3 separate regions of the Mus musculus genome follow, and regions 1 and 3 are each linked to region 2. The links are chromatin loops, found by intact Hi-C in ENCODE. Cell type or tissue: heart. All regions are shown on one strand. Each heading gives the region's core, and the rest is flanking DNA. Links, peaks and the distances in the headings are about the cores only. Region 1 holds the start of Tmeff1 (transmembrane protein with EGF-like and two follistatin-like domains 1). Region 2 has its middle 17 kb from the start of Cavin4. Region 3 overlaps Msantd3 (Myb/SANT-like DNA-binding domain containing 3).

What was found. Peaks named below come from ENCODE experiments on the same cell type or tissue, not always from the same donor. Only the 100,000 strongest peaks of a DNase experiment are listed, where the experiment ranks them.
Region 1: a loop joins it to region 2, with 2.9 times the contacts of the local background. A loop is called at or near these places in 13 of 42 quality-filtered maps.
Region 3: it touches region 2 in a loop (3.0-fold over the local background); 4 of 42 quality-filtered maps call a loop at or near these places.

The regions. Positions count from the first base shown.
Region 1 is chr4:48,582,656-48,593,093 of GRCm38, reverse strand. It overlaps Tmeff1 (transmembrane protein with EGF-like and two follistatin-like domains 1), which reads right to left and starts at 7,920. Exons shown (of 10, transcript NM_001356272.1): 1 at 7,453-7,920. The coding sequence starts at 7,624. In heart, for the core only: CTCF peaks have their summits at 5,405 (motif pointing left) and 6,696; a DNase peak (open chromatin) is centred at 6,413; H3K4me3 peaks cover 3,108 bases; H3K27ac peaks cover 2,850 bases.
Region 2 is chr4:48,675,117-48,685,554 of GRCm38, reverse strand. No RefSeq gene overlaps it. Among named protein-coding and RNA genes, the nearest start is that of Cavin4, 17 kb to the right of the region's middle. In heart, for the core only: a CTCF peak has its summit at 4,401 (motif pointing right); no DNase peak of the experiment used is centred there; H3K27ac peaks cover 417 bases.
Region 3 is chr4:48,551,976-48,562,413 of GRCm38, reverse strand. Msantd3 (Myb/SANT-like DNA-binding domain containing 3) reads right to left here. Exons shown (of 3, transcript NM_001145924.1): 2 at 9,584-10,034; 3 at 494-1,570. The coding sequence starts at 10,001. The coding sequence ends at 1,161. Among named protein-coding and RNA genes, the nearest start is that of Msantd3, 17 kb to the right of the region's middle. In heart, for the core only: a CTCF peak has its summit at 6,457; no DNase peak of the experiment used is centred there.

The DNA.
Region 1 (10,438 bases), core at 1,198-9,197, 93 kb after region 2:
AGAGAAACAGAAAAGGCAAAGTGTAAAAGGAGGAAGTGCCAAGACGAGAATCAAGAAAGCGCGGGGGAAATAAGTATGATGAAAATACCATGGGGAACTTAGGGAAAATGTTATAAGCAGATAGCAGAGTGAGTTCCAAAGACAAGAGGTGGATTCAAAGTAAGGATGAAGATCAGGAAAGGGGGAAGAATCCTGAGTGAAGCGGCTCTTCTTGCTTCCCTGAAACACCGCACTGGCCACTGACGATGCTAGCCTGGATGTGATGAGAGCAGAGCCTGGCCCACAGAAGGTCACAAACAGGCGTGTGTGTGTGTGTGTGTGTGTGTGTGTGTGTGTGTGTGTGTGTGTGTGTGTTCGAGGTCTCCCCCAGGCCCTTCATCCCACACTAAGTGTGTCACAACCCATAGATCTCTAGAACACGAGACCCAGGGGCTAAGGCAGAGGACACAGGAAGCAGCCCAGCTGCTGAGGACCAGATGAGTGAAGAGCCCACGCCTTACACGTCACTGGCTCACTGTAGCTGTGTGAAAGTGACGGCTCAAAGCTGTCAGTCTTCAAGTCTAGAAAGGGCTGAGACCCAGATTCTGAAGGGAAGCCTTGAGACTTCAACCCTCTAGCCTGAACAAGAGTCTCAGTCTCCATGGTGTCTTCTCACCTGACTGCCAAGTTCTCCATTTCTGCCTGGCCAGTTCTAGGTTTTGCATTCTAAAACCACAAGGCCATGTGAACTTTCTAATGAGACGCCCAGGTCCTTAGAACAACTGTCAACCTTCCAGATTGCCCCTGAATGCCTGTAGCTGACATGGCGGCAGCCTGTGCTATCTTCCCCTTCCCCTTCTCCAACCTTTCCCACCACAACCTAGCGCATGGCATTCGCTACTATCCTTGTGGCTATAACAAAATACCTAACAGAGCAACTTAAGGGAAGGATTGACTCTGGCTGACAGTTCAAGGGTTCGCCATCGTGCCCAGGCAGCAAGAACTTAAGAGACAGTAGTCACATGCATCCAATCAGGATGTGGGGAACCATGATGGCTGGTTCTCAGCTCCCTTTCTCCTCCAGGAAATGGTGTCTCCTCCTATAGGACAGGTCCTCCATCTCAATGATTCTAATCAAGATAACCCTCACAAAGGCCTGGGGGTTCCCTCACCTAGGTAACAACTCAGTTAGTCAGGTTTGTCTCCTAAATTGGCCCATCATTATTACACATCACAGGCAATAACCCTGAAATCCCACCTTCAGTTTCCCATCTCTGTGCCTTTTCTAAGCCTAGAACCACCTCTCCCAATTCTCTTCAGAGGCACTGTTCATTTGGTCATTACACCACCCCAGACAGAAATAAGTGTGATCTAAGTGAGCCATGGAGACAAAAGCACCTTTGATATGGAACTTATAAAGGAAAAAGAGCATGGGCCACAGGGTGAGAGAGGAGAGAGACTGCAGGTCCTGAAGGTAGCCATGCTGGAAAGCGGCATTATGGCAAATACTTGAAGGGGAGGAGCTACGTGACTGGGACAGAAGGTTCCAGGCAAAATATCAACAGCAAAGGCTCCAGGGAAAGGCAGCGTGTGTTCTTAACCACTGAGCCACTTCTCCAGCTGCCAATTCATTCTTTGTATTAGGTCTGTATATTTGTGTGTGTGTGTCTGTGTGACCTACTATGCCTCAAGATCTGGTCCAAGCACTTCTTACTCTAATTTCCACCAATCAGGACTATCATTCTTAGCTCTGTATGCATATCCTCTTACAAGCATTCTGTACGGGGGGAGAGGGGTTGTACCACCACCACCCCCTTTCTGATGCACACAAGACTGGTAGGAAGGAACTGGAAAAGTATAGGGAGAAAGGAAACTGTAATCAGAAATATATTGTATGAAAAAAATCTATCTTCAATAAAAGAAAGAAAACAAAGGCAGTAAAATTGTTTACAAATTATTTAGTATACAAACGTGCTTTCACTTCCCAGTCTCACTCAGACCTTTTTATTTTGTATAGGATTCTGGGTAAAACAGTTCCCCATTTTCTTAGATAAACCACACTAGCGGCCCAGTTGCCTGTGATATCTGTGTTCCTTTTAGGAAGGCAGAGGTCTGCCAAATGCTTGTAATGTTTCCTGGACAATCCAGAACTCATCGGGGTTGTCACACTTTCTCTGTCGTCTTGATCTGAAATCTAATCCACTCAAAGGCCATTCGTTCCGAGTCTTTCCTTTATCACGTCTCCCCTAAGCATTTCACAAAATAACTTTTCTTTTTTTTTTTTTTTTTTTTTTTTTTTTGGGTTTTTTGGTTTTTCGAGACAGGGTTTCTCTGTATAGCCCTGGCTGTCCTGGAGCTCACTTTGTAGACCAGGCTGGCCTCGAACTCAGAAATCCGCCTGCCTCTGCCTCCCGAGTGCTGGGATTAAAGGCGTGCGCCACCACGCCCGGCTGTCAAAATAACTTTTCATGTCCGTACTTCTCAATCTGAGCAACGCTTACTGCAAGTGCCATTGGCAGAAATCAGTTTGAAAGCCAACAGAACTGAATCTTGGTAGGCAGGGAAAGTGAGCAGCAACACAGGTAAAATGCAGCCAAAGGAGGAGTTTTATCACCTAAAATGTGTGTTGTGAGCCTTCCTGAGTAGAGATGGAGACTGGCCAACTTGAGATGTCAAAATCAAGGCCAGGAGAATATTTACAGAGACATTTCCATTCACCAAATAAGATTTACAAAGGACCAACAACTGCATGAAAAAGATGTTTAACCTCGCCATAGTCATTTGGGAAAAGGCAAATCGAGACCACGTTGACACAATTTCACATCCAATAAGATGGCTGTAATCAGAAAGACAGACACAAATTCTGGGGAGTACGTGGAGAAACTGGGACCCTCACACACTGCCACTGCCGGGGAGGATGTAAGAGTACAGAAACTCTGGAACAAAGTGTGGCAGTTCATCAAAGCATAAAAGATCTGAGCTCCCGTGTGATCCACTAACTCATTCAGTGTACACCCAAGAGACAAAAACAGCAGGATGCACAAGACGTCACCACATCCACACAGCAGGATATTCAACCCTAAAAGGGAATGTGGTTCTAATACATGCGTGAACGTTAAAAAATACCATATTAAATAAAAGAAGTGGGAAACAGTGGGCCTCAGAAGGTGTGGTCCCACTTCCTTGTACGTGCAGAATGCAAATCCACAGTGGACACAACGCCGAGCAGTAGCAGCCAGTGGATGACTGTCAACAGTAGAAGGTTTCTTTTCAGGGTGAAGAACTGTTATAGAATTAGTGGTGATATTCAATTGCGTTACTAGACTGTTCTTACTGCATTGTTTGTTTGTTTGTTTGTTTGTTAAGCCAATTAGTGTTAGTGGCCACTAAGTGCTTACTGGCAGGGGGCGAGGTAGATCCAGATGAACTAAGCAGGAATTTCCATTGCACATGTTTTGTAAGAGAATCATCACCCCTCCTCCAACTATAAGGTCTCTGAAGGCTGGGAGGGCCTCTTATAAATTTTCCTTAATATTTAGTATGTTAGATTATACTACACAGGCTCACTAAGTAAATCAACAATCATATTTTACATGTCCAAGATGTCAACCTGCCCTGACCACTGTTTCCCACACTAACTAGACAACTCATTGTTTGTTCCCTAGAACTCTGAGGTGCCTGCCACTAGCCAGGCTCTCCTGTCAGCCTGCCATTCATAAGATTCTTACCATCTAGAGGACCGGCTTCTTCCTTCTCTGACATGTTGGAACCCAGTTCAAATGTTCCTTCTTACCTGTGTCACTGACTCCCACGTCTGCTCTGTTTTCCTACCTCTTTAACCACAGTCCCTGAACCAGAAATATTTCATATATTTAGCCTCTCTGTTCTTCTCAAACACCCAAAAGCTCCCAAAGCCAAAAAGGACCACGGCTTCTATCAGGAGTGGGGAAAAATGTTATCTCAGGTTATCCAGCGTTGAGCTCTAGTTCATCTTCACAAAAGTCACGTAAACAGAAAGCCTCCTCACGAATCAGATTTCTAAAGAGTAACTATAAATAAAGAAATGTAAACAAAGATAAAAGAGCATCCGAGAATGAGTGGAGTACTGTGGAAAGAGACAAATAAAAAGAGCTTACATAAACGAGAGAAGAAAGGGGCTTCCCGCTTGGGGAAGATGCTGTGAAAGGACAGCACAGGCCCATTCAGCATCGCTGCCTTAAAGGCGCGTGCTCTCCAAACTCAGTCTAGGACCCTGACAAAAAGAACAACACCCACAGCAAGCAGCTTGCTCCCTGAACAGCGGCACACCCCGAAGCTGGCTCCAAAATACATTTCCTGGGCAAACCAATTGTACTCGGTGATGCTGAACAAACTTTCAGATCATACTTAGAAACTACTGCTAAATATTTACACTGTCTTGACGAGGAGCCAAGAGACCAGAAATTAAAGAACACACCCTCATGTTTAGAAAAAAAAAAAAAAAAAAAAAAAAAACACCAGAGGGCACATGCAGATCCAGAAGATCATCTATAGGTTAACGTGCAACCTAGCGGCTCAAGTTTTTGAAAACAGATAAATCTGTGCACACTAGCACTCGAGTGTGTGTGTGTGTGTGTGTGTGTGTGTAGAGAAAGAGAGAGAACAAGAGAGAAGGACTGAGTGTGTGTGCACACTTAGATTCCTTATAAAGGCATGCTCTAAACCGCATCTTCTTTTCCACTAGACTGGAGATGTGGCCTAACTAGATGCTCTGACCACATCTTTTAAGGGTAGTCTGGTGAAAAAGATGGAAAATATCGAACTCCAAAAGCTTGAAAACCTACTAAACTCAACTGAAAAGAATGCACCTCTTGAATGTCTGATTAACTGACGCATCCACAAACTTCCAATAAAACACTGAAGGACCCAACCCTTCTATAATCTAAATAATTTCTATTGATAAGGCCCATAAGCTCATCTTATTTACAAATGTCACAAAACTCTAAGTAACTCAGCACACACAGCCTGACAGAATCAGACTCCATTAAAGATCCCAGAAGTCTAAAATATCAAACTGAAGGATAACAAAAGGGAGTCAAGGACAGGGCTTAGATTTTAAAGCTCAATACTCCCTTTAGATAACTTTACAAGGGAACCTTGGACTTGCCATCTCAAGCTGCATTTAACACAAACGCATCGTGTGCACAAACTGGATTACTACAGTTCTCAAACTCATCAGCCAAAATGTGCATTCGCCTTCTTTGTCCCAGAGAGTTCTAACAAAAATCTGTCGTTATGCCCTGGAATGATGTCATTATGCCCTGGAATGATGTCTCAGCCATTAAGAACACTTGCTGCTCTCACAGAGGACCTGAGTTCAGTTCCCAGCACCCACATGATAGACAGTCCAGTTCTGAGGCATTTTCTTCTCCTGCCCTCTTCTGGCCTCTGTAGGCACTGCATGCATGTGAGATATATCTATTATATGTATAATATATATAATATTATATGTGTGTGTACAGGTAAAACACATAAAAATAAAATATAGTTAAAGTATACCTTAGTCCTTGAAAACATTGAACAATATAACTTATTTACATTCATTATTGGTGACAAATATTTCTAAAGGAAGGATGAGATATTAAATCTAAATCTGTTTTAATTGAAGAAACTAGTGAAAAAATTACTGACTTGCACCCAAATTTCAGCTCTGCAGCAAGGGCTATGGCCTCCAGATGAGCCCCCTTCTTTCCACACCGTGTGAGTGCCCAGTCCTTTCTGAACACTTGCCCCACGCACTAGGACAGAAGCAGAGAGGGTACACACACACACAAATACACACACACACAAATAACCGTAACACATCACCCAGTAAGATATTTTGACAGCGTGGTCACCTAAAAAAGGTAACCATCATTTGGTACCCCAAAAAAAACCCAAATCACTCTGATTTACAAAGAGCTTATCTTCTTAAAGAGTGACGGCTTACTAAAGCGTCATCCCATCCCAATTACGATTAGAAAAATAGAAGAGAGTTTATGGGTGGAAAGGCTTTTAATGGGCATGCCATTTTTATTAGTTCTCAAAACCTCTCATAAAACATACCATATGAAAATTACTAAAAAAGGTGTCCCCCACCACAAAAAAAAAAAAAAAAAAAAAAAAAAAAAAGGCCAGCATAAAGCCTCTTTCGCCTAAATCACTGTCCTATAAACATAGCCCCTTCACGAACTCCCAGGCTGTCTGTCAGGCCCCCACTAGCTGACTCTATCGACTCTCAGGTGCACCCCTCCTCCCCGCTTCAACCCTAGTTAAAAGGACAAGTGCTGGTCTGAGAAGTGATAAAAGCCCAAGTGAGCAAGGGCTGGCTTATGACCACTAGGTCTGCTGGGCCAGCTGCAAGCAGACCTACCCTCCCCCAAGAGAACCCGGAAGCCTCTGCTCGCCCGAGGGCCTGAATCCCCTGGCTCCCCTGGGACTCTTTCCAAAAGGACGGGGGAACTTTACTGGCCGGCCCCCTCCTCCCCTGTGTCATCCATTAAAACCCCAGCACGCTCTTTGTTTCCAACAGCTGTGGGAGGGCAGGCGGCCTTGGAGAGAGGGGAGAGGTCACTTACTCCCTGGCTCCCCTGGCTGCCAATCTTCCAGGTCCTCCTGCAAAACACACACACCACCATTGCCTCTCTTTCTACACCACTTTAATTAACCCGGGGTTACTCTAGCTACACAGGGGCACTCTCTGAGACCTAATTACCTTTCATACCCAAATCCCACACAAGATGACTCCCTAGCTCCCTCCCTCTGTCAAACTGGGTTCACTACTGGGCTCTCATCTCTTCACCCTATATACGTACTCCAGCGTGGTTACCTGAGCCTCAGGCTTTGTCCAGACACAACCAACAAAACACTTCCTGGGCCCTCCTGGGACTCCCTGCTGCCCTGATGCACAGAACCGTGGACAGATTTGGTCCCCACTGCACCCCTGAACCCAAAGGACAAACATAACCACTCCTTCTTTTTACCGGCATTACCCCTCTTAAAACCCAGGAACTCTTAAGAACCTCCCCACCAACACATGGTCAGTTCTCAGGCCCTTATCCTCAGTCCGCCAGTTCCTCACCATCACACTCACACACAAACACACACACACGCACACACTCCCCTTGAAGCCTAGCCGTCCTCCCTCCCTTGGGGCTTCACAACACTTTACACGCGCTTCCACGAGCAAACCCAGGATCACTGCTCCGTCTCGCGGAACCTCACCAGCTCACCACGCCGCAGGGCCGCCCTAGTCCCGGCCACTCGACACCTACGGACCCACAAACGACCACTCCCCATCCCCAACCCAGGTCCCCAAAGCCCGCACCGCGAACTCTCGTCCTGCCCTCCGCCCGGCCCCCGGGACTCCTCAGCACCCTGGTCCACACCGGGTCCTCCCGCGGCCCAGAACGGCGGAAGGGAGGAGCCCCAGAGGCGGGCGCCGGCGGCTCCTACCTGAGCAGTTGCTCTTGCCTCTGCCTCCCGGACAGTCCCCGCCGCCGCCCGCGGGCTGGTTGGACGCGCGGCTCCCGGGCAGGCAGAAGGCGAAGAGCAGAAGCACCGACGTGTAGCCGCAGACGGCGAGCGGGGGCGCGGCCGGCAGCCGGAGCGGCGCCTGGGCGCCCATGCTGTCGCGGCCGCACGGCGGGGAGCTCAGGGAGCGGCAGGCCGGGCACACCGGCCCCGCGCCGCCTCCTAGCAGCCGTGCAGCCGCCCGGGGCAGCCCCGCAGCATCCCCGCCAGGCCCCGGCCCTCCGCGCTCGGGACAGCCTCGTTGGGAGACCCCGGCGCGGGCGAGGGGCGCGGGCGCGCGAGGGCAGGGAGCGCGCCGCGTGGGGAACACGGAGCTGGGGCGCGCGCGGGGGGCGCGGGGCGGGGACGGACGCAGCTTCTAGCTCGCAGGCTCGCCTTCCCTTTGTGTCCGCGCGGCTGTCGCCGCCGCGTCACAAAGACCCCGGCCCGCCCGGTGAGGGGCGCGTGACGGAGCCGCGGGCGGGGAGGGAGCGGCGACCCCGCCCCGCGCACACCCCCGGCGCCGAGCTCCGCCCCTCCCGGGGAGCCATTGTTCCTGAGGCGGGCGGGGGCGCGGGCCGGGGTCGCCGATCCCTCCGGCTGGCCGGACGGCGCCGAGGATACTGGAGAGAGCTTCGGGACGGTGTCTCAGAAGCCCTTTGTGAGCCTTTCCCACGCGCCTTCTAACCCTGCACGAGCTCGGGTGGTCTTTCGTGTGTTTTCCAGGTGGAGTTAAAGGCAAAAGGTGACTTGTCCAAGGTCAGTCACATCCCAAGAAATGGGCAGGATCGGGATTGGTACCTAGTGCTCACTCCCGCTGTGCACTTCTCCGGGGAAAAGGCTTAATCCCCAAGACTCGCCCCACCGGGTTCCTGGATAACTACATCTCTCGGCTGAATCTTTAAAGTGCGTTGCCCTTTCCGCGCATAATAGCAAAGATTTAGAGCGGATTTGCTATATCCAAGGCCTAGAGGAAGCTCTTAGCCTGTATCCTCTCCAGTTCTATTTCACAGCCCTACAAAGGAGTTCCCATACTGGTTTTCTGCCTTCCCCAAATCAGGAAGTTGGGACCAAGAGTCTTCCAGCTGTCTGGAGCCCAGTACAGTCCTCTGCAGCCCTCACCTTGCTAGATGATAACTTTACACAGGCAATAAGACCATAGGCCAAATTTTTGGAAATTTTCCGCTTTGTTCGAAGTCTGTTATTGTTGCCCACTTCAGAAGGAATTCTAGAATTTCATTGTAAAATTAAGAAAATTGCAAAAAGGACACTTGAAGAAAGCTACAATCTAAATACAAAACAAACACTGAACATAGAAGTAAAGACAAGGAGGCTTTGAGAAGTCCAGGCAAGGGAGAAAGCTTTGGAGACCAGCAAGAGATAGCCGGCAGCTGAGAGCCCAGGCTGCTTTTGCAGAGGCCCCAGCTTGGATTCCCACAGCATCACAACCATCTGTAAACACTGTACCAAGAACTCTCTTCTGGCCTCAAAGGGCAGTGTAGGCATGTGGTATAGATATGCATCAAACAAAACACCCATATACATTACAAATAAACTTATTTTCAAAAAAAATTTAAAGCCACTAGCAACAAAGGGAAAGATATTTAAACCAAAAAGTTACCCCTCTGGATGATTATTAAAAAGTTAGAAAGACTGACAAACTTAGCACTATTCATGCATACATTTTGGAGGGCGCGGCAACCTAAATATGAAGAAAAAAACTAAATTTGTTTTCCTAACAATACCAATATTGGAATTTTTGCTTTAGAGATGGTTGAACAAGACACAACAATGAATAAAGGAAGATTTTCATGACAGCTTTTGTGTAACAGTAAAATATGACCCCGGTGGTCATCTTTGTGTATAGATTTTGATAATGATTAGGTTAATGATGAATGGTATAGAAACAGGGATACTGGAGACTGGAGAGATGGTTCAGTGATGGAGTCCTTCCTAGGTTTGGTTCTCAGCGGCCACATCAGGTGATGCCCAACTGCCTGTGACTCCAGTTCCCGGCAGTCTGAAGCACATAAACCCATATAGGCACACATCAATAAATAAATGCTCTTTAAAGAAAAGAAAACCTTTCTTTTCTAAACTATACATATGTACCAACCCAAAGAAAGAGCAAGACTGCTTTACCCCATTACATTACCACTGACTCTGGAAAAGAGGATTGTGGGTGATAGGTACTTGCCGCTCATATTTTTCTGTTGAGTTTTTTTTCAATGAAAAGGTTTTGTCATCATAATTTTAAAAACTATTTGCTGTTAAGTTGCACATCTGCCATGCTTTTTATCTAAATAGATCTGCATCTCCAACACCGTCTATAGTTTGCCTCCAGCCTCTGAGCTGTTAGCCTAGCACACTTCCTGATGCACTGAACCAAGAGTGATCCCAGCCCCTGCCTGCTCAGCCACAGCAGAGGCCTCCTCCTGTGGCCCAGCTCCCAGCAGCCTCTCTGTTAAAGCTTAATGTCACAGATGTCTCCTCCATGAACAGTGTCTTCACGCTCCCAGCCCCAGGATGCTGCCTTATGCAAATATTTCCATTTGCCTGCTAATCCTAGCCCAGGCAAAAATACTAAGAGGACACAACCTTAGTTTAAATTGAAAGCAAATAACCCTAGGTCTTGAATCACAATTCGCATCTGGATCCTTTTCCAGATCAGCTAAGGAAAAAGTCAAAATGGAGTTCTCCACATTTTTCACATTGGAAAAGATTCTGCGAGGGGACTTTACTCCAGGGAGAAAGGATCTCTCTGACTTTAGTACTACTGTGTCAGAAAGGAGTTCTCATTTTATTGTTTGGTCAAAGAAGAAAAAATATTTTAGAGGTTACATAGAAGCCCTATCATACTTCTTAGTATTTGTGATTGCCAAATAACAGATAACTAAAGGATGTGGAACTCCTATGTAAAATCCACCCA
Region 2 (10,438 bases), core at 960-8,959:
AGGCGGAGATGAAGACAAAGAGAGGACCAAGAAAGCACATACACAAAATAGCAGGGTTATAAGGAGAGTGAGTGACTGGGGAGAGGGAAACCCATGAGCTGGAGATGTTTAGAGTGGGAGGTGGGGATAGCTGAGAAGAGCTAAGATGGTAGGAAGCAGGACACTGAGAAGAGCCAGGTTGCCAGCACCGGCTCTCGTGTAACCAGTACTCCTGTGACACTGAAGAGCTGGAGGCCAGCGTGTGCTTTGGTATGCTAATAGCACCACGGGTCTCCGAATGGCTCCTTTGGACTTTTTTGGAACTTTGTGACTTCCTCACAACTTTTTTGGAACTTTGTGACTTCCTCACAAGTTCCCGAGGAATGCTGGCTTTTGTCTGACTGTCAGAATGTGGGGAAATGGAGTTTCCTCTGGACCTGACCCAGAGAGAGACAGTAGACTGGATGTGACCAGAACTGTCTTCCAGAGAAGCAAGAGAGTGCAGAAGTGCTGATAGTGGAGATAGTGAGGTAGCAAGAGATGTGAGGAAGGGAGGACCCCGTGGGGAAAAAAAACAGCAAGTATCTGGGAGGAGATACGCCTAATGAGAAGGGGCGGGAGGCTAGCCTTGGGGCTTTTGAAATATATAACAAGTACTGGGAGCAAGAACTGAGGGGGCCTGAGGCCAGCATGGGCTTTCATGTGCAACCCCAGGTATAAGTCTATTTCTCTTCTGGTAAAGCTTAAGGAAATGGCTCTGTTTGGAGATGAAAAACCAGTTTCACAAGTTCCTGAGGCAAGCGGGGTAACCACCAGAAATCCTTCTATAGTCCAGCCCGAGCTCACTTATAGGCACACGTTTCCTGATGACTTCCTCGAGGTCAGGAGAAGCTTCCCAGTAAATAAAGGAAAGTTATTTTATGACTATAATGCTGAGCTGGCCTATTAATAATTCAAATAAGTTACCCTTCATTCTAAAAGTAGATGGAAGTTATTATATTATCTAGTGCCAAAGAAGTTATTATACAGGCTACGTCTAAAATAGTCAGTGGAGCAAGAAATCTTCCCCCTGCTGGCACCTTCATGAACTCAGATCTCTATATATGACAGTGTAAGACCAGATGAGCCCAATGTCTGGGATGTCCCACTCAAGAGCACAGGAACCATACTAAGCACCAGCAGCTGAGAATTAAGCTCTGCTTGTTTGCTGCCACCAGGTTAAAACAACGCTGATTATAAAGTAGTCCTAGCTTCTGAGCGAGTTGGACATACTCTTTCATCCCAGGAAGCTGCAGCAGCCTTCCTGCTTTTGGGAATGTGAAAAACGGGTAGAAATGAATAGTAACAGAGCAGCCTGGTGGGTTTGCAGATAAAGACTTTTTATTGTAGATAAGGGGTGGGGGTACAGTGAGACAGAGACAGACAGACAGACAGACAGACAGACAGACAGAGAACAGACAGAGGCATCTGGAAGAGTCCAGAGCCAAGAAAGAAAGTAGTAGACAGAACATGGCCAGCAGACTAGACTTGGCCAGGAGACACAGGGAGGTGGGAGCAGGGAGGGGACAGAGAGCAGAATGTTGGGAGCCGCGCCCACATTCGCCGTTACAAGATGGCGCTGACAGCTGTGTTCTAAGTGGTAAACAAATAATCTGCGCATATGCCGAGGGTGGTTCTCTACTCCATGTGCTCTGCCTTCCCCGTGACGTCAACTCGGCCGATGGGCTGCAGCCAATCAGGGAGTGACACGTCCTAGGCGAAATATAACTCTCCTAAAAAAAGGGACGGGGTTTCGTTTTCTCTCTCTCTTGCTTCTTGCACTCCTGCTCCTGAAGATGTAAGCAATAAAGCTTTGCCGCAGAAGATTCTGGTTTGTTGCGTCTTTCCTGGCCGGTCGTGAGAACGCGTTTAATAACAGCAGAAGACAAAGGGGGTGAGCTTAGCGGGAATCTCGGGGTCATAAGGAGAAAGAGTAGCTGGGGGAGTTTAGGGTAGTGGCAGAGGTGGGAAGAATTAAGATGCGACATGGACTTTGAAATGTGTAACAGGTCCTTGTGGTACTGAGGGAGCCTGGAGTACTTTGGTATGCTAATAGGCACCACCAAGGGTAGCCATTTGTCCCTTTGCTAGGGATAAGGAAATGGTTCCTTTTGGTAGATGTTGGGGAATGGTTCTAATTGCTTTGTCTTAATTCAGCTCCCAAAAACCATGCTTCCAGAGGTCAAGGGTCCCTGCACCCAGCTGGCTTTGATTCGTAATAAAGAACTGCCACACAGCCAACGGCTGTGCAGGGAGACAGAGTCGGGACTTTTGGATTGCATGGCAAGGGACAGAGTGGAAGAAGGAGAGAGAGAACCGCCATGTTCGCAGAGAGGTCAGAGTTAAAGGCCCGCCGAAATGTAAGAATCTGGGGAAGCGGTCCCAGGGGCCACTCCCTGGTGGGTGTCTGGGGAACCAAAGATAAAAAATAGATTTAGAAAATGTTAACTCAGGAATACTGGAGGCGAGTGTGTGCTAGCCGTAGGGAGGTTTCGAAGTGTCGGAACCATTGAGCTCGTTAGGCAATAAAGTGTGTGTGTGTGTGTGTCTTTCATTCTCAAATCCAGAAAGCTCTGGCGGTGGCTAAAGGCTCCATCACCTGCTGAGAGGGAGCTCAAAGCAGATGAACTATTCACCACTCCCGGGAGAGGTGAACAGGCTGGCTTCACACGTTCCCGAGTGATGCAGGCTTCTGTCTAGCTGCCAGAATATGGAGTCTCCTTTGGACTAACAGTTCTGAGCACACAATGATGTATCTTTGAATCTCCACCCCCATGAACCAGTTTATTCACTTGGCCTCAAGTTGATAGCATCCATATTCTTTTCTAGAGTTGTTATTTATGAGTAGTGACCAGGCTAAGTCAAAATTCTGTGGTTTCCTTCCCGCCATGTTAAGTTTAGGCACGAGTTCTGATGAGTGAGGTTTTCCTGGGCCAAGTGGGCTAGGGGTAGTATGCTGGAGTGGCAACCATTTGGAAAGGAACTTTTCTTAAGTGGCTGTCTTCCTGGCAGTGAGGCGACTTCATCAGAGGCACTGTGGCAGGGACAGAGCACAGGGACAGAGCAATGGGCCAAGCACAGCCCAACTCTCAAGGTGCTTATAACGGTTGAGCAGGGATTGCCCATATATAAACTTTAAAACAATGAATGTTCCCAAGTCATGTAACAGCAGACTTTCCTGGCCAGAGAGTTGGGAGGGAAGCCAGGAAAATGTCCCTGAATAAATATTGTTTGAACTGAAATCTGAAAGATAAACAGGATTTAAGAAGTACATGGACAGGTACTGGGTGAGACACAAAGGTCCTGAGAGTGGTGGGGTGAAGCCATGGATCTGTTAGGCCAGCAGGCCTGGAGTGCAGAAATAGAGTAATAAGAGACCAATCTGGGTCTGGAGAGATGGCTCAGGGGGTAAAAGCACTGACTGCTCTTCCAGAGGTCCTGAGTTCAATCCCCAGCAACCACATGGTGGTCTGTAATGGGATTCGATGCCCTCTTCTGGTGTGTCTGAAGACAGTGTACTCACATACATAAAATAAATAAATCAGTTGGAGATGCAAGCAGAGGCCAGACAGCTAAAGCCATTGAATGGTTATAGTACTTATGGACCATAACAATATATTGTAGCTAAGCAGACTTTACAATTACGTCCTATCAAAACAAAGAAAATGGATAGTATATCAATAAATATGTAAATTCCTTAAATTCTACTAATAACAAAAACAAAATTTTAACACAGATATTACAACAGGTGGCTCCTCTAGAGGCCACCTGTGTCTCCCCTAAACACTAATGTCCGGCTGTTCCAACTGAATAAGTACTAGTTTACCAAGCAATTTGCATAAATTACCTAACTTAATAAAATACTCTTACAAAATGGTTTCTAGAAAGGAAATATAAAAGATGCAACTTGTCCAAGTTTTCAGAGTTAGTAAATGGCTGAAATGTGAAACTGAGCGTCCAACTGCAAAGCAGATGTTAAAAAAGCAAAAATAACCAAGGAGCTGAAGGGAACTGCAACCCTATAGGTGGAACAACAATATGAACTAACCAGTACCCCAGAGCTCGTGTCTCTACCTGCATAAGTAGCAGAAGATGGCCTAGTCTGCCATCACAGGGAAGAGAGGCCCCTTGGTCTTGCAAACTTTATATGCCTCAGTACAGGGGAATGCCAGGGCCAAGAAGTGGGAGTGAGTGGGTAGGGGAGCGGGGGGGGGGGGGGGGGGGGGAGGGTATAGGGAACTTTTGAGATAGCATTTGAAATGTAAATGAAGAAAATATCTAATTTTTAAAAAGCAAAAAAAAAAAAAAATGCAGTCTCCTTCCTGATTAAGGGCTGGCATGCAACAGATAAACAGCTATCATAATGTCCACTAGGTGTCAGACGTGAGTTGCAATGATGTTTCCCAGGACAGGAAGCTCCAGCTCTCTCATTGGAAACATTTGAAGTCCGGGTGGTTTCCTTGAAAAAAAAAACAAAAACTAAGCCAAGTACAGCCGTTACCTTTCGGTATAAAGTGGTGATTTTTTTTTTTTAACAAGTAAAAAGGCAATTAACGGTGATTTTTTTTTTAACAAGTAAAAAGGCAATAAACTAACAAAACTATGCCACTGCTCTGTTCAGTGTGCTCCTATCTGTGTCCTTCAGTAAGAAACTTCAGTCCATAAGAAAGCCTAGCGCACTCTGCTCCAGGCTCTGCCCCTTGCTCCCCACAATCTAACTCTGAGAACTTGGACCAGCTATAGTCCTTATATTTCGCTTCTAAATCCATTTTGTAAGAGTACGTTATTAAGCCAGGTAATGTATGCAAATTGCTTGACATAACTAGTGCTTATAACGCAGGAACAGGTGGGCGTTAGTGTTTAGGGGAGACACAGACAGTCTCCAGAGGAGACACCTTCCTAATATCCTCGCTCACTTCAGCCTCCTGTCTCTGGAACAGACTTGAAACTCTTCGTAAATCCCTACGTGGTTGAAGCAGTCCTAAAACATTGTAGCCATTGTATCTGAGAAACCTTCCAGACACCAGAAAACAGCGGCAGCCGTAACTGCTCTTTGTTCCCTTATCCTGACTTAGGTCATCTGGGGTCAGGGAGACTTGCTGCACCTGCCTGGTGACCTGAGTTTGATCTCGGCCACCTACACACAAATCTGGGTGTGGTGGTGTCCATCAAGAACACTAGCACTCCTGTTGAAATGTGGGAGACGGAGATAGGAGAATTGCCCAATAGCCAACTAGTCTGCAGTGCACAATTGCAGCAGTAACAAAAACAGAGACCTGCCTCTGTAAGACTCTGGCGAGCCTTAGTTTACCTGGGACTCTTGAGTGAATGACTCGGAGTGGGGAATTGATGCAAAAAGCAATAGGAATTCATTGTTCCAACGTGTTGGGGTCGTCCTACACCAGAAGAAAAAGTGTCGACCACGTGCATCTCCTGCAGCGAGTATTTATACAGTTTTCAGAGGAGCAGCCATTAGGCACAATGTGATTGGCAGAACAGTGTGACTTTTAAACTGATTGGTCTTTAGGGAATGAGGTGGCAAGGACTTCCCTTGTTTCTAGGTGACCAACGTGCCCTGTGTCTATGTGCTCTGGGCCTCCCCCACCAGCAGGTGGCCAATGGTCAGTCCACCACCACCACCACCATGGTCTGAGGAATGTAATTAAGCCACTCCCTTCTGCGGGGGGGGGGGGGGGGGGGGTGCCTACGTGTTTCATGACCTTTTTTTTCCAGGAGGGGAGGGGTCTGGTAGAATTTTCCAAATGCCCTGAGCTGACCTCTTTCACCTCAACAAGGTAGAAGGGGAGAACCAATCCTTTGGCATTGTGGTCTGATCTCCACATGGATGTCATGGCACACATACACACATACACACACACACACACACACACACACACACACACACACACCTGCACTCGCTCATACACACACATGAAAAATCACTGGGGGTGGAAAGATGCCCAGCTTGCTGCTCCTGCAGAGGACCTGAGTTCAGTTTTTAGCACCCATGTGGTGTCGCATAACCACCTATCTGTCCAGTTCCAGGGAACCTAACGCCTTCTGGCATTCTTGGGTGCCAGGAACGCAGTTGTATACATGCATACATGCAGGGAAATATTTTAAAAGGTAATATTAATATTAAAATTAAATTATTAGTGTTAATAGTTATTAGTGTTATTTATTAATATTGCTAATAGTGTTGTGAATACTAAAAAGATAATATTTAAGTAGCAAAAAATCAAAATAAAGCCAAACACTAAATATAAATATATATATATAATATTACAATCTCAAAAACTAAAAAGAACACGCAATGAGAATCTTCTTAGGTTTCCCTTGCCCCTCTAGGCAGGGGGCTTGGAGGGACTGAAAACTGACTGGGTTCCAAAGGAGCCTGAGAGTCACTCCTGTCTCCATGGAAACCCACCCATAATGCATTCAATTCAGGAGGAGGGAATGATTTGGGGAGGGGGAGGCAAAGGTTCCCAGCTGCCCCTCAGGGGTCTTTCCAGGGAAGTTTTAAGAGTCAAACAGTTCTGCCTTTGGAGGCGGGGAAGGTATTCATACAGCTAAGGAAGACTCTTGCGCGCGCTGGACTGGCTAGCAGTAATGACGCTGCAACAGGATCCTTCTGCACACGTTTATTGGGAGAGCTTGATTGCAGAGGCGAAGAGACCCCGAGCCAAGAACTGGTGCTGCTTATATAGGCCTAGAAGAGGCATGTCTCACACCCGGATTGGTTATGCACTACGCCTCATTTGCATGATCCTCATCTGATTGGCTACTCTCTGTACCTCACAGAGCCTCATTATCATACCTCATTTGCATGTCTCACATCTGATTGGTTATACTCTCAAAGCCTCATTATCATGCCCGGGCCAGGCAGTGTCTTTGCAAAAAACTTTACTGCATATGTACACATTGGTTGTTTGTCCAAACTTATGCGTGGTGGCCAGCAGTAGTCAGTGCCACTCTGCAATGGCACATGTGGCTTCCCACAGAAGATACTCATTTCAATGGATTTTATTTTATCCTAAACTGAGGTATTTATTCAGCTATGGTTGTCAGTGGAAAGTATGCTCTGATGGAACATCTAACGAGATCTAATAAATGAAGACATTGGGCCCATGAGATTCTTAGAATCTTGGGTGTTTTACAATGTGACATAGCGGGCAAACCAGCAGGAGTGATACCTTCACGGACCCAGCAAACCCTACTCACTGTGCCCCTTGTGTGCATCAGGCACCTCTTGAAGTAAGTTAACTTTGGGAGAGGGAGCTTACGAAGCCATGACTGAGAAACTTCTGGCCCTTCCTAATTAATGCTGTCAGAGTCACCGGTAAAACTCAATTTGGGATTTTGTCAGTTATGAAAACCCCTCCTTTCAAACTGTCAAGACTGACTGATGAAAACCCACCACTTCACCTATCTACTTTGTCAGAAGTGCCTGAGGCTGGGTGTTTAGCTCAATTGGTAGAGTGCTTGCCTAACATGCAAGGCCCTAGATGGAAGCAGGAAGGTCAGAGGGTCAAGGTCATTCTTGGCTACTTACACAACAAACTTGAGGTAAGTCTGGGATATGAGATATACTACCCACCCCCACCCCCACCCCACCCCCCAAAACGTGTGAATCTCAGCCTCTCCTCTAAGCTGTGATCTATAGCTCTCCCCCATCAGCCCTCACTTAAGACTAGCACTTCAGTTCAGTATGTCCAAAACAGGCCTCAGTACGGGGTAACAACCAAGTTCATTGGGTCACATAAAAAAGACAGATGTATTTATTCTCGAGTGTTCAGTCTACATATATGCTTGTGTAACTGCGCATACTTTGTAGGGTCCGGAAGAGAATGTTGGATCTGGAGTTTGGGTCTGCTTTGAGCCACCTTGTGGGTGCGAACAAAATGCTGCAAAAGCAATTGAGCCATTTCTCCAGCCCGCGGGTGACATTTTGAACTCTGCACATTAGGACTTAAACTAGGCAGTGCCTTCAAACTGAACCCTGCTTTCATATGTAGCGGATTCCATGCTCCCATCCCAACCACCTCCCTCCTGACGCCTTGCCACCTCCTGGTAGGGATGAGGCTCTCTGCAAAGGGTAAGCTTTCATTTCAGCTTCTCCCAATGGCCATGAACTGATGAAATGGGATGCCCTGCTCTAAATCCTGCTTCCTCTCGAAGCAACCCACAACATGCAGTTCCCCAAGGGGACACAAAGGCCTGTCTCCGGTCATGGCTGCATGCTACCTTTACCATCGTAACTTGTCAGACAGGTGCCTTACATTTGGGGGAAATCCTGCATATGCAAAGCCTCTGGTAAAATCGGCACTTTGGTCTGCAATTTTGCTACTAAGCCTTGTATGGCGTTTCCATCAGCTAGAACTTGAAAGGGGAAGAATGTGCCCTACAAATGCATTTTAAATCCCTAACACATTCTGATGTTTTATGCTGTCATTCAGCTCCAAGGTGACAAACACCAAAGGATCACGGTAAAAATTGGTGTTCTTGCTGCAACCAAGGCCATTTTGTTGAGCAGCCACACGTACCCTGGCAACTGGCCTTGGCCAGTGTAGCGGGTGACAGAGGCTTTTATCACAGTCTAAATGGAATAGCGTGCTGCCTTAGTTGGAATTTCAGGTGCCAAACAATACACAAGAAGAAAGCCACCCGTGTTAAGGATCAGGAGCTGTCTTTCTTTGAAACACACAAGAAGCAGGCAGAGCTCTGGCCTTGAGCAATGAATAGATTGAAGAGCTCACAGTGGCCTTCAACCTACAAGGAGGCAGTTTTACTTCTCAAGGGCATGGGTGTGCTGAAGGGAGGGCAGACTAGCAAGAAAAGCAACCCGCGGGAGCGTGGGTTGGTGAGTCCTTCGAGACTCAAGTGAAGCAGCAGCTTTTCTTGATCGCCCAGCACTGCTAGATTCTGATCTGGGAGGGGGCAGCCGAAAATGCCAGGACATCGCCTGCTCAAAGGAGTCATAGGAGTGGCCCAAAAATGAGCAGCAAGCGCCTTCACTACAGACCAGGCACCAGGATGAAAACATGACTAGCCCTCTCCTTATTTGAAGATCAAACCTGAACTTTCAGAAAACCAGAAGCTATAGAAAACCTGCCCCAAAAGAAAAACGAAAGGAGTCCAGTGATTCCATGTCATCAAAACGCAGTTAACGTGGTTCGGAGGGACACTTTGTATAATGTGATCCAAGACCTGTAGCAGATAAGAATACAGTGAAGGGTTGAGAGATGGCTCAACCGTTAGGAGTATTTGCTCTGTAACCCTCAGGATGACAGTTCGAATCCCAGACCCACAAAAGCAGCTCACCTGTAAAAGGCAGGCAGAGGTAGGAGGATTGCTAGCTTCTAGCCTAGAAGAGAAAGTGGGAGAACTACCTTCAGGGAGAGATCCTGCCTCCAGAGAATAGGTGGCCTGCCAGAGGTCACCTGATGGCCTCTTCTGACCTTAACACACAAGTGTACACTCACACACACAGACATGCATAAAAAAGAACCACAAGCACCAGGCCTGTTCCAAACCAACATAATGTACAAAAGGCAAAGAAGACAAAATGGTTGGATTTTTTTACTTTGGCTTCTACTTTTTATTCATGAAAACTTGTTTTGGGGAATACACACAAATCCACTCTCGACAAGCCGAACGCCCGTGTTGACTCCGATACCTGGATCATCACATGCAGGAGACAGGCTTGCCTTTCCCTGTCTCCCCTGGCAGAGCCTCCACCCCAGCTCCTCACCTAGCAACTGCAGCAGCTGCCCTGCTCCATCTCACTCCCAGAAGGGGGTAAGTCCCTCGAAGGGTTTGACTTGAGTAAATTGTTTAAAGCCTGGTGTGTAACACTGCACTACTGATCAGTAAGTAACCGGGTGTTTTAAAATAATGAACACTGCCTAGAATGTCATTTACGTTAAGTGAGTGTGTGAATTTTGCAGCCCATCATCTCCACGCCATGAAAGAAGGTAGAAGATACAAGAATGTTCAAATAAGAGCACAAATCGGAAGTGTTTGAAGTTACCAGTTTTAGCACTTTGATTTTTTGTTTTGTTTTGTTTTGTTTTTTTGACAGGGTTTCTCTGTGTAGCCCTAGCTGTCCTGGAACTCACTCTGTAGACCAGGCTGGCCTCAAACTCAGAAATTCACCTTCCTCTGCCTCCCAAGTGCTGGGGTTAAAGGCATGCGCCACCACGCCCAGCTGAATAATTTAGTTCATGCTCTGAATTCACATAGGGGTTTCACCAGGGGTTGGGGGAACAACCTCAACCTTGGCATAGTGCCAAAATGTGGCCAATCAAGGCTTCGAGTAAGTCACGGTAGCGGCCATCATCGATGGTGCCTTCTTTGCGAAGTTACGGATGAACTTGGCCATGGTCTAAAGTGGAAGGTACATCTCCCCAAACCACCGGCT
Region 3 (10,438 bases), core at 1,676-9,675, 120 kb after region 2:
CAAGGGTTTAGGGAGTTGGCCAGAGTAACACAGCACCGTCGGGCAGAGCCACACTTAGAACGCCAGCCCTAACTGTTACTCCTCCCCCCAACCCCCCAATACCGAACTCACTGTACTGTTCACCTGCATTGAAGGGTCCCTCTGCTGCTTCCAGCTACTACTGCCACCAACTCTAAAAAAAAAAACCCTTTTAAACATCAGGCTACAGCAGAAGCACCACAGCTCCATCAAAACACCCTTTTATGCATCCGTATCTCCAAACACGTTGGTGAGAGTGGGTATAAATCCTAACCCCGATCGGTGGACCGGTGGAGCAGCATCAGCATCACAGCATTATCATCATCAGCTCACACCTCGATGAGCACAGCGAGGGCGGGGCCTCTCCTGAGGGGTTAGAGACTAAAGTCAAGACAACCATTCCCTCAGCAGTAAGAAGTTGGGAAGGATCTGGGCTGGGATGGCAGCACCTTTAAAAACATACACAGTGTAACTATAAAATTTTAAGACATTTTTAATAAAACAAACAGGATGTAGGAACCTAAGTGAACATTAAGCCCTCAAAGTTGTTAACCTCCCTACTTGTATTGAAGCCGCCTCTGCTGGAGACGTGGTTGGTTGGAAAGCCTCTCTGGGGAAAGTCTTAAAAGGCAATTTGTGACCCACATGAGGAAACACCCCTCCAAAGGCTGGGCTCTTCAAACGACCACACTCCAGAGGTGGGAAAACAGCCAAGCACCCAGCCGTACAATGAATGGGGCGTACCTGGTGTAAAAGCTCCAGTCAGCTGAAAAACAAACAAAAGAACAAAAACCCACTAAAAGATAAAGTCAAAATCACCAGCCACACTCCTTTATCTTGCATTTCTTAAAAAAAAAAAAACCAACACTCACACATGGTTCATCTATGAATTCTAATTAAGAATGTTACATTCAGAATTATAGCACGCATAGTGGTGACTTTTAGAAGACTGTAACAGCTTCTTGGCCACCTCGGGGGTAGACGGGGTGCAGCTGTTTTACCTGAATGTATCCTTAAATAAGTGACTACTACCACTCTAATCCACCTAGACGCAGGTCTGTTGCGGGCTAGTGACCAAAAAGGCCACACCCCACACTCGCCTTGCCAACAGAGATTAACTACAAGGGAGCCATCCCCAAGTCTTAGGGTGAATTGGGAAAGGGCCGGTTAAACGAGGAGACGGGCCACTCCTTGGTAAAAGTCTGCAGTTTCCTCTCCCAGTACATCTTCTTTTTATTGAGGACTTCCATTTTGATCCGGTGCTCCTCCTCGGCCATCTCGCACTCGCGCTCGATCTGCTGGATTTTGGCCACGTGCACCTCGTTCATTTGGATCAGCTGCAGCTGTAAGATGGACATCTGCTGATGGTGCTCCTCCTCGTGCATTTTCTTTAAAGCACCTTCCTGAGGGGTTTTGCTCCTGTAGTTTTTATTGGCGGTTATCCTGACGGCTGAGCATGAAGGTTCGGGTTGTGAGGTCCCCTCACAGACCGGAAAGGGCCCGAACTCTTTCTCATCCTCGCACAGTTCTCGATTTGAAACAGCAAAGGACTCTGGAAACAATAACAACAAAAACAGCAGCAGGAAACATGTTAAACGATTTTACAGGCAGAAGAAAAACATCAATCCAATTCCAAGTGACAGAGTCCTCCACTGCAAGAGGAATCTAAAGAAGTGTCTGCGTTCGGCCCTCACGTCCAGGTCCTCTGACCACATCTGACTTTGATGACGTGTTTCACTTTGTCATTTCTAGAACCACACACTGGGATGTGCTCAGAGAACAGAATTATCACGAGTCAGGGAGCCTGAGATGGTGATGAAAATTTCCAAGCTGAAAAATGCCTGGCTTTGAGAAGCACGAGGTCGCCGGCTGGGGCAAGAGTGTGAAACGGAGTCTTCGTGCTACCTGCCCCGTGTGATCACCTTTGACAGTTTCTCCATCAGCCTCAAGCCCTTCATTCTATCAAGGGTGCCGGGGCTTCCTGCCCATGGGAGTCAGCCCCTACACTCGCTCCTCCTCGGGGATAAGTCTAGCTCCGTCCATGCCTCTTTAACCGCCTCCATCTGGCTGTCAAGGGCAGCCCCGCGGAGAGGAGGCGACGTACAGCTCCCAAGGACATTTATTATACCCCTTACCCTCTCCTCCGCACTTGACAACCCTTAAAACCCACTTCCTCCACTAGCTCCTGACTCACTGCCCTCCCACCCTCCCAGAGTTTTCATAGCTGGAGTCCCCTTGCGGCTCACTGGAGTACCAAGGCTCTTGCTACATCACCCGTTCCCCTCTCATTATTCCCCTAAGGTCCCGGACATCTCTGCTTCTCTTCTCAATTTAACCTGGCCCCAACCTCGTATCTTCCGGTTTGACTCTTCAAACGGTCCCGTAGCACCGCACTCCAGTCCTACCTCAACACTCCTCTAGGTCCCGCTCCTGTTCCCGGCTGCCTCCCTATTCCTGCGGCCTGACGTCAGGCTCAGTGCTTGACCCCTCACCACGTTCCAATTTCCAACCTCCTGGGATTCCTGCTGGTTCAGGGCCAACACCGCTTGTTCGGAAACCTTAGACTTCTCTTTCATAAGGGTTCTCCTTCACAACACTCAGCACGCCGTGTTATATTTTGGCACCAGGCCTTGCTCATTTCATTTATCCTTGGATACTAATTATTTGCCCTGCTACCCAGTGGATGGCTAATAGCTACTGGCTGAACCCTTTAATCCACAAGGAAGGGAGCACATGGATACAAAAGGATGCCTCTGCATGGGTGCAGTGTTTACAATGGTGTTTTAATATTTGTATGAGAAAATTTCAGTAAGAAACTCACTAACTCCACTAACTCATGGAGTCATTTTGTTTGATGGTTCATTTGCTTGTTGGTCAGAAAGCCTCTAGCCCAGGCTGTCCTCCAACTTACTGTGTAGCTGAGGATAACCCTGAACTTTTGATCCTCCAGGCTCTACTCCCCAGCCACTCCCCAATGCTGGCATTACACTACCACTTCTGGTTTTATGTGATGCTAAGAACTGAACCCAGGGCTTCCCATGGTAGGCAAGCAATCTCCCAATGGAACTACATCTCCAGCACCCTCCCTAAGCCCCAGGAGTTTTCTAGCTGTGACTCCAGACTGTCTTGAGAAGCTCTGCATTCTCAATAATGAGAATTTTCTCCTTAGAGAAAAGTAATATTAATTTGTTAACAAAATTGGGTACATTATATGTCCATTACGTTACTCTGGAAGATGGGATGCTGGGAATGTTAATAATGGCTGCTGGGGGGGGGAACCTAATTTGAAATGCTCTGTTAATGAAAGGAGAATGGCTACCGTCTGGATGGTTCCGCTCCAAGGGTTAAGGTAACAACTAGAAGTAGTCTCTAATTAAGGCTAAATAAGAAATACAGCAATCTGAAATATTGAAACTATTGGTAGAGAAAAATTTTACAAAGAATGCTTCCATATCATCTAGATAATGGAAATGTCTCCCTAGCACTCTCATCAAGTCCAGTGGCTCTCACCTGGACAGTGTCCTTCCTGCGAAGTCTATCTTCCTGGGCCAACCAACACCTGCCAGAGCCCTGGCCTAAGCCATGTATTATCATACATGTCTGCCACCACCCCACAACTTAGAAGACTGAGGTAGGCAGTACAACTGTTTGTTGTTAGCTTGGGCTTGGTAGCTGACTTCTGTCTCAAAAATAATTATCTGGGACTGGAGAAATGGCTCAGCACTTGCTGCTCTCCCAGAGCACCCAGGTTTGATTCCCAGCACTCTGATTTCAGTTCCAGGAGAATCTGATGCTCTCTGCTGGCCTCTATGGGCACTACGTGCATGTATGTGCATACAAGATGTAAGTGCAGGCAAAACATAGACATAAAATATAACTACATAAAATAAAAATACACGCCTGGCGTGGTGGTGCACACCTTTAATCCCAGCACTCGGGAGGCAGAGGCAGGCGGATTTCTAAGTTCGAGGCCGGCCTGGTCTACAAAGTGAGTTCCAGGATAGCCAGGACTATACTGAGAAACCCTGTCTCGAAAAATCCAATATATAGGGGCTGGAGAGATGGCTCAGCAGTTAAGAGCACTGACTGCTCTTCCGAAGGTCCTGAGTTCAATCCCCAACAACCACCCATAATGAGATCTGACGCCCTCTTCTGGAGTGTCTGAAGACAGCTGCAATGTACTTACATATAATAAATAAATAAATCTTAAAAAAATATATGATACATAAAATATTCTATATACATAGATATATAAAATATATGTAAATTATAATATTTTATACATAAAATAAAAATAAATCTTTAAAAATGAACGAATATCTAACCCCTCCCCTACCAGAAAGAAAGAAAGAAAGAAAGAAAGAAAGAAAGAGAGAGAGAGAGAGAGAGAGAGAGAGAGAGAAAGAGCGAGCCTCTGGTTGTTTCCTCCCCTCAATCAGCAATCTGGGGATAGATCCTGCCTCACTCCACTCTCACCCAGAGCCCAGCAGAGCCTGGGGCAGCACTGAGCACTGAACATGCATGTGCACTTAACTGGCACAGTGGGACACTTCTCTCTCCACCTGACACAACTGAGGGACTGGCACTGGACAAAGGAATGGGGAACAGTAAACTGGACAGAGGCCCTCAAATGTGAGCATCTACCCCATTACCTTTCTAATCTGAAAAGCTTAGATCTGAAAATGGCTTTGTTTTTTGAAGACTTCTGTGGACACTTGTAGCCTCGGAGCTTTGATTCCTCTTGTAGGAGTCTTTAACGGTTATCCATCATGACATCATAAGGCTTTCTCCCAACTCCCTACTGTTCATCTTTATCTCAGTTCTAGGCTTCAAGGACCCAGTGGCAGCAATGACCACTGCCGCTCATGTGCACCACAACAGGTACAATCTGCATCTAATCTTTACAGCCCTGTGAGAGAGTGTGACTACAGTATCCAAGGCCATCTGGCTACATGAAAACCTAGGATTCAGATCCAGGTCTGCATAACAATAAAAATCATAGCATCTTAATGTCCGTAAGAGAGAAATGACTCTTTTAAACTACCCTTTTAAAAATGTGTGCTAAACATACATTCCATAGAAAAATGGCTACACCTCTTAAGACTGGTAGAAGACAGGGCTCAAAGCCATGCAGAGTAGTAAAGTGACCTTCAAACAAACATTAGCAGCAATACAGAGACAAGTACTCAGATAGGCTGAACCATCCCTTGATTGGAAAAAGCCTGGCCTGGGGATAGTAGCCTGCTGCAAACACCCCCCACCATCTCTCTCCCAGGTGAAACAATGCCACCCAAAGTAGAAAACCCAATTCTATGCAAAGAGTAGGAAGGCTTTCTGGGATGCAGGAGCACACAGCCAAGAGGGTGTTCTATCACTTGGGTAATTTGAATAAAATTAGCATCCACGGGAAAAGCCTCCTACAGCTATGAAAAGATGAGAAGAAAACTGTGCAGGACAATCTCATTATCCTCTTCAGAACGGAGGGAAGGGGTGATGAGAAAATCTGAACAGTGGGGTGGGTGCATAAGGAAGACTTTTACATCTGAACTAAAATTAAAAGGCTGGGTTTACACGCATCAGTGGAGACCCAGATCTTAACCTCACTACTCCAGGTGAGAAAAGTGAAAAGGGAGAGCTAGCCATAGCTCGGGTTTAAGGAACGAATGTGAGGGAATGCTAATACATGGCAGACCCATCTGGGTGTAATACAGGAGGATGGAGTAGGCATGAGCATCAGAAGGAAATACACACAGAACCAATACACAAGAGGACCGTGCCACAGGCCAAGGGTGCAGGAGCGCCACAACTGGAATACGCCACAGTCCTCTGTACCTGAGGTCACAGCCTAAAAGAACAATGGGACCTAGAAGGAAATGTTCACATGACTTTATTATAGCTTCAAAATAGAGATACAATGCATTCAAAATTAAATATTACTTCTCCCAAATATGAGGCTGCTACTAAACATGCCTAGTTCTCTTAAATGTATCTAAGTGGCGAGAGACATGGCTCAATGCAAGGGTGCTGTGCCAACCCTGATGACCTACCTGGGTTGGTATTTATTTAACCTGCCATTCTACCTACTTGGCCACCCTTCTCCATACCCGTTCCACAGAAGGGATAATTAAATTATCACAGAGCACCGCATCTGCACACTGTTAAGTGTTTTAAAGAACGGGTGCTTACAGGACAAATGCTGGTTTTCTTATAAATACATTCCTAAATATGTTCCTTAAGTGTAAGGCCACTGTGTTCAAATACTGTTGGGCATGTTAAGAAAGTCTCTGACAAATCCAGAATATATAAAAACGTATTTAAACATGTAATTAACATTAAATTATTGCTGAGATTTTTTTTGGTGGTATTAAAGCTTCAGAATGTGGTGTGTGATTACAGAACATCTCACTTGTCTCCACTCACATCTCAACTGCTAATTAGCTTCCTGCCGCTTGGGGGTGCTGTATTAGAACTGAAGCTCTGAAAATACAAAACCAACACACAGTGTTCAAACCTTCTACTTTCCCCCACCAAGTGCCAGAAAGGATCTCTGGCGATCCTAGCATTTTGTTTTCATCTTCTGTTTGTTTAATTTAATTACTACTGTGTGTGAGAGACAGAGAGAAAGGAGGAGGGAGAGAGGGAGAGAGAGGGAGAATGGGAGAGGGGGGAGGAGGGAGAGGGATAGAGGAGGGTGAAAGGGAGGGAGGAGGAGAAGGAGGGCAGGAGGGACAGAGAGAGAAGGAAGATGGGGAGAAAGCGGGAGGAAGGAGGGAGGGAGAGGGAAGTGGGACAGAAGAAGGGGGAGAGGGAACTTTTGGTGTGTGTGTGTGTATGTACATACATACATACCTTCATAAAATCACACATGTGTGTAAAATCAAATAAATTTTAATAAATTTCTTGCAAATGAGTCTCTAACAAATGTCACCACAGAAAGAATTCTTATTTTGTTTGTTTGTTTGGTTTTTTGGTTTTTTGTTTTTCGAGACAGGGTTTCTCTGTATAGCCCTGGCTATCCTGGAACTCACTTTGGAGACCAGGCTGGTCTCAAACTCAGAAATCCGCCTGCCTCTGCCTCCCAAGTGCTGGGATTAAAGGCGTGCGCCACCAGCTAAGAATTCTTATTGTCGCCAGATGTAGTGGTGCACACTTTTAATCCTAGTACTTGGGAGGCAGAGTCAGTTAGACCTCTCTGAGCTTAATGACAGCCTGGTCTATACAAAGAGCTCCAGACCAGCCAGGGATACATAATAAAACTAAATCTGAAACATAAAAAAGAAAGAAAGCTGGGCAGTGGTGGCACACACCTTGAGCCCCAGCACTTGGTAGGCAGAGGCAGGGGAATCTCGAATTCGAGGCCAGCCTGGTCTAGAGAGTGAGTTCCAGGACAGCCAGGATTACACAGAGAAACCTTTTCTCAAAAACAAAACAAAACAAACAAACAAAAAATCAGAGAGAGAGAGAGAGAGAGAGAGAGAGAGGAAAAAAAGAAGATCCATATTTTATATCCTTCTTGCTCAAAATTTCTGAGTAAATGAATTGCATTTTTTTCCAAAGGAAAGAAGTAAAATCTCAATATCCAACCTCAGATTTTAAAAGTGTGGGGGAAAAAAAGGTGTTTTGTTCCCAAAATGAACCCTATGAGGGCTAGTGAGATAAAGCTATTTATCACCAAGCCTGACACCAGAGTTCAATCCCCAGGATTCACAGGATAGAAAATGCCCAAAAGTTATCCTCTGACCATCACATGTCACACACATTCACTCACACACATAGAGCACACACACATACATTCACACACACACACACACACACACACACACACACACACGCATACACACACACAGTAAATGTAATTTGTATCAATAAAAAGAATATCTGTAAAACTGATACATAATAATCTAGGACACACTTTTGCTAAATAAACGGCAGTCACATGAGTGTCTTCCTCAGCATCTAGACCCAAGGACAGCTAGCCATGTGGGAAGTAACACTGCTAACTCACTTCCCTCCATCCCCAGAACCACTCCTACAGTGTGGTACTGACTGGATGCTCTGTGGCCAACGAGATCGAAAGTGAGGGAGCTACAAAGTTAAGCAAAGGAAGTGGGTGCCACACAGAAGCAGAGGAGAGAGAGAGAGCTGGCAGTGCCCATGTGAACTAACTGTAGGTGCCAAGAGTTAGCTTGGCATAGGAACCCACGGATCAAACTCCGGACAGGTCCCGAACATCAGGAAATGATACAGAGGCCCACGACCCTGACCACCCTCATCACCCAGCCTGGACTCAGCCTTGATCAGCTGATTAGCAAGCCAAGTTTATGTCCTAATTTAGCTTCCCGGGATGATCTGCTCATAGGGACACGTGTTAATCAAGAGTCTGGATTTGGCTCACGTGGTAATTACCTTTCTCACTCCACACAGCACTCATGGTTTCAGACAGTTTCTTATGACTTTTAATTAACAAGAGCCAGTCTCTGAGAGCTCTGTGTACTCTGGGGACACTGGCTTCAGTGCTCTGCAAGCTAAGAGGCAGATTTCCCCAGCAAGCTTGGGGTCCTTAGAGCACCTCTGTGCAGCCCTGGAGTGTCCTCACCGACCTTCCTCTGCAAACTGCGGTGGATCTTTATATAAAGAGGCCACTTCCTGTCCTAAAAGGGTCGGGAACTGTTGAAATTTTATTTCTGTACATTCTCTGCCTGCCTGGTGACAACATGAGGCACCCCTTGATGCCAACTACAAGTTATCAGGACAACTTTGATTATCAACAGTCCCTTCTTGATTCTTAAGAACAATGTGTAATCTTTTGCTCTTTTCCACAGAGTATGCTAAAATTTAACCTTTGTCCCTAGGACTTCTCTAAAATGCCACAAATAAAAACTCTGGACTATCACAGTTATTACAGTGGTTAAAAGTGTCAGTATGGATCTAAGTGAGCACTAAAGGGCATTTGCTTCATTTAGTCTCTGATCCGCTACTTTTTAAAGGTGCTGTATTACTTTTTAAAGATTCTTTAATCTATCTTTATGTGTATATACCTAGATGAGGCTATGCTCAGGAGCATGTGGGTGCCTGCACACACCAGAGATTGATGTCCAGGGGCAGAGTTACAGGCAGTTATACACTGCCCAGTGTGGGTTCTGGGAACAGTACTCTGGTCCCCTGTAAGAGTAGTATCCAGGGCTTGGAACCACGGAGTCATCTCGTTAGTCACTAATTTGTACTTCTATTTCTTAACTGGAAATAGTTTACTCATTTAGCATGGCCTTCTGAGTGTTGTATCTGACACAGCAGGCCCTCAATAATAACTTTTTAAAAGACCAACTCAATGAATATAAATCTCCATCCAATTTCCTTTAATAAAGTGGAGATAGTTTGTGCTAAGCAACCATGCCTCCTTAACGAGCATGGTACACACGCAGCTCTTTATGGTTAAGCAATAACATAACTGCAACACCCCAGTCTGATATCAACATTTCTTACAAGTTTCCTCACTACCAATCATTTCACAATTGCAGTATCAAGCGGCTGCAGCCAGTGCAGCCCACTGCGTGCGGAGGGGTACCTTGGGCGGCCGCATCCTGGTGGTATTCGGGCTCCTCCTCCGGTGGGCTCTGAAGGAAGTACAGTTGCTCCGGCAGCATGCTGCTGATCTTCTCCTTGTCCAGGACGTGGCTGCTCAGCAACGGGCTCCCGCTGCGCTTCACCTTCTCCCGCCTCTCGTGGGCCATAATTTTTTTGGTCCGAGCCTTGATGTTCTCCCAGCACTTCTTGAGCTGTTTGAAGTCCCGCAGCGACACGCTGGGCTGCGAGTTGTACTCGTGGGCCAAGGCCTGCCAGGTCCGCTGCTTGAGAGCAATAGTCCGCGCGTCGCTCTTCTTGCATTCCAACACATACTTGTACTTCTCTACCAAGGCAAGCAAGATGCTCTTCTCCAGCTCCGAGAAGTACTTGGCAGGTTTAATGATTTCGTTGTTTTGCATTTTCCACTCTATTTCTCCTGGTCGTTGGCTAGCCTGCAAAAGGAAGTTGAAAGCAAGAATTACCAACTCTAATACTACAAAATGTCACAAGTCACAGAGGATTAATCCCTACCTTGGTTCCTTTTTTTTTTTTTTTTTTTTTTTTTTTGGCGTTTTCGAGACAGGGTTTCTCTGTGTAGCCCTGGTTGACCTGGAACTCACTTTGTAGACCAGGCTGGCCTCGAACTCAGAAATCCGCCTGCCTCTGCCTCCCGAGTGCAGGGATTAAAGGCTTACGCCACCACCGCCCGGCAGTTCCTTTCTTTTAAAAGGGGGCAAGTAACTTCGTTTTCATTAATGTTGAGTCACAGGAAAACATCCACAACTTTATCGGAAATCATGGGATTTCACAATCTCCGAGTCAATTTCCCAGGAGTCTTTGTGGCACCTACAATATT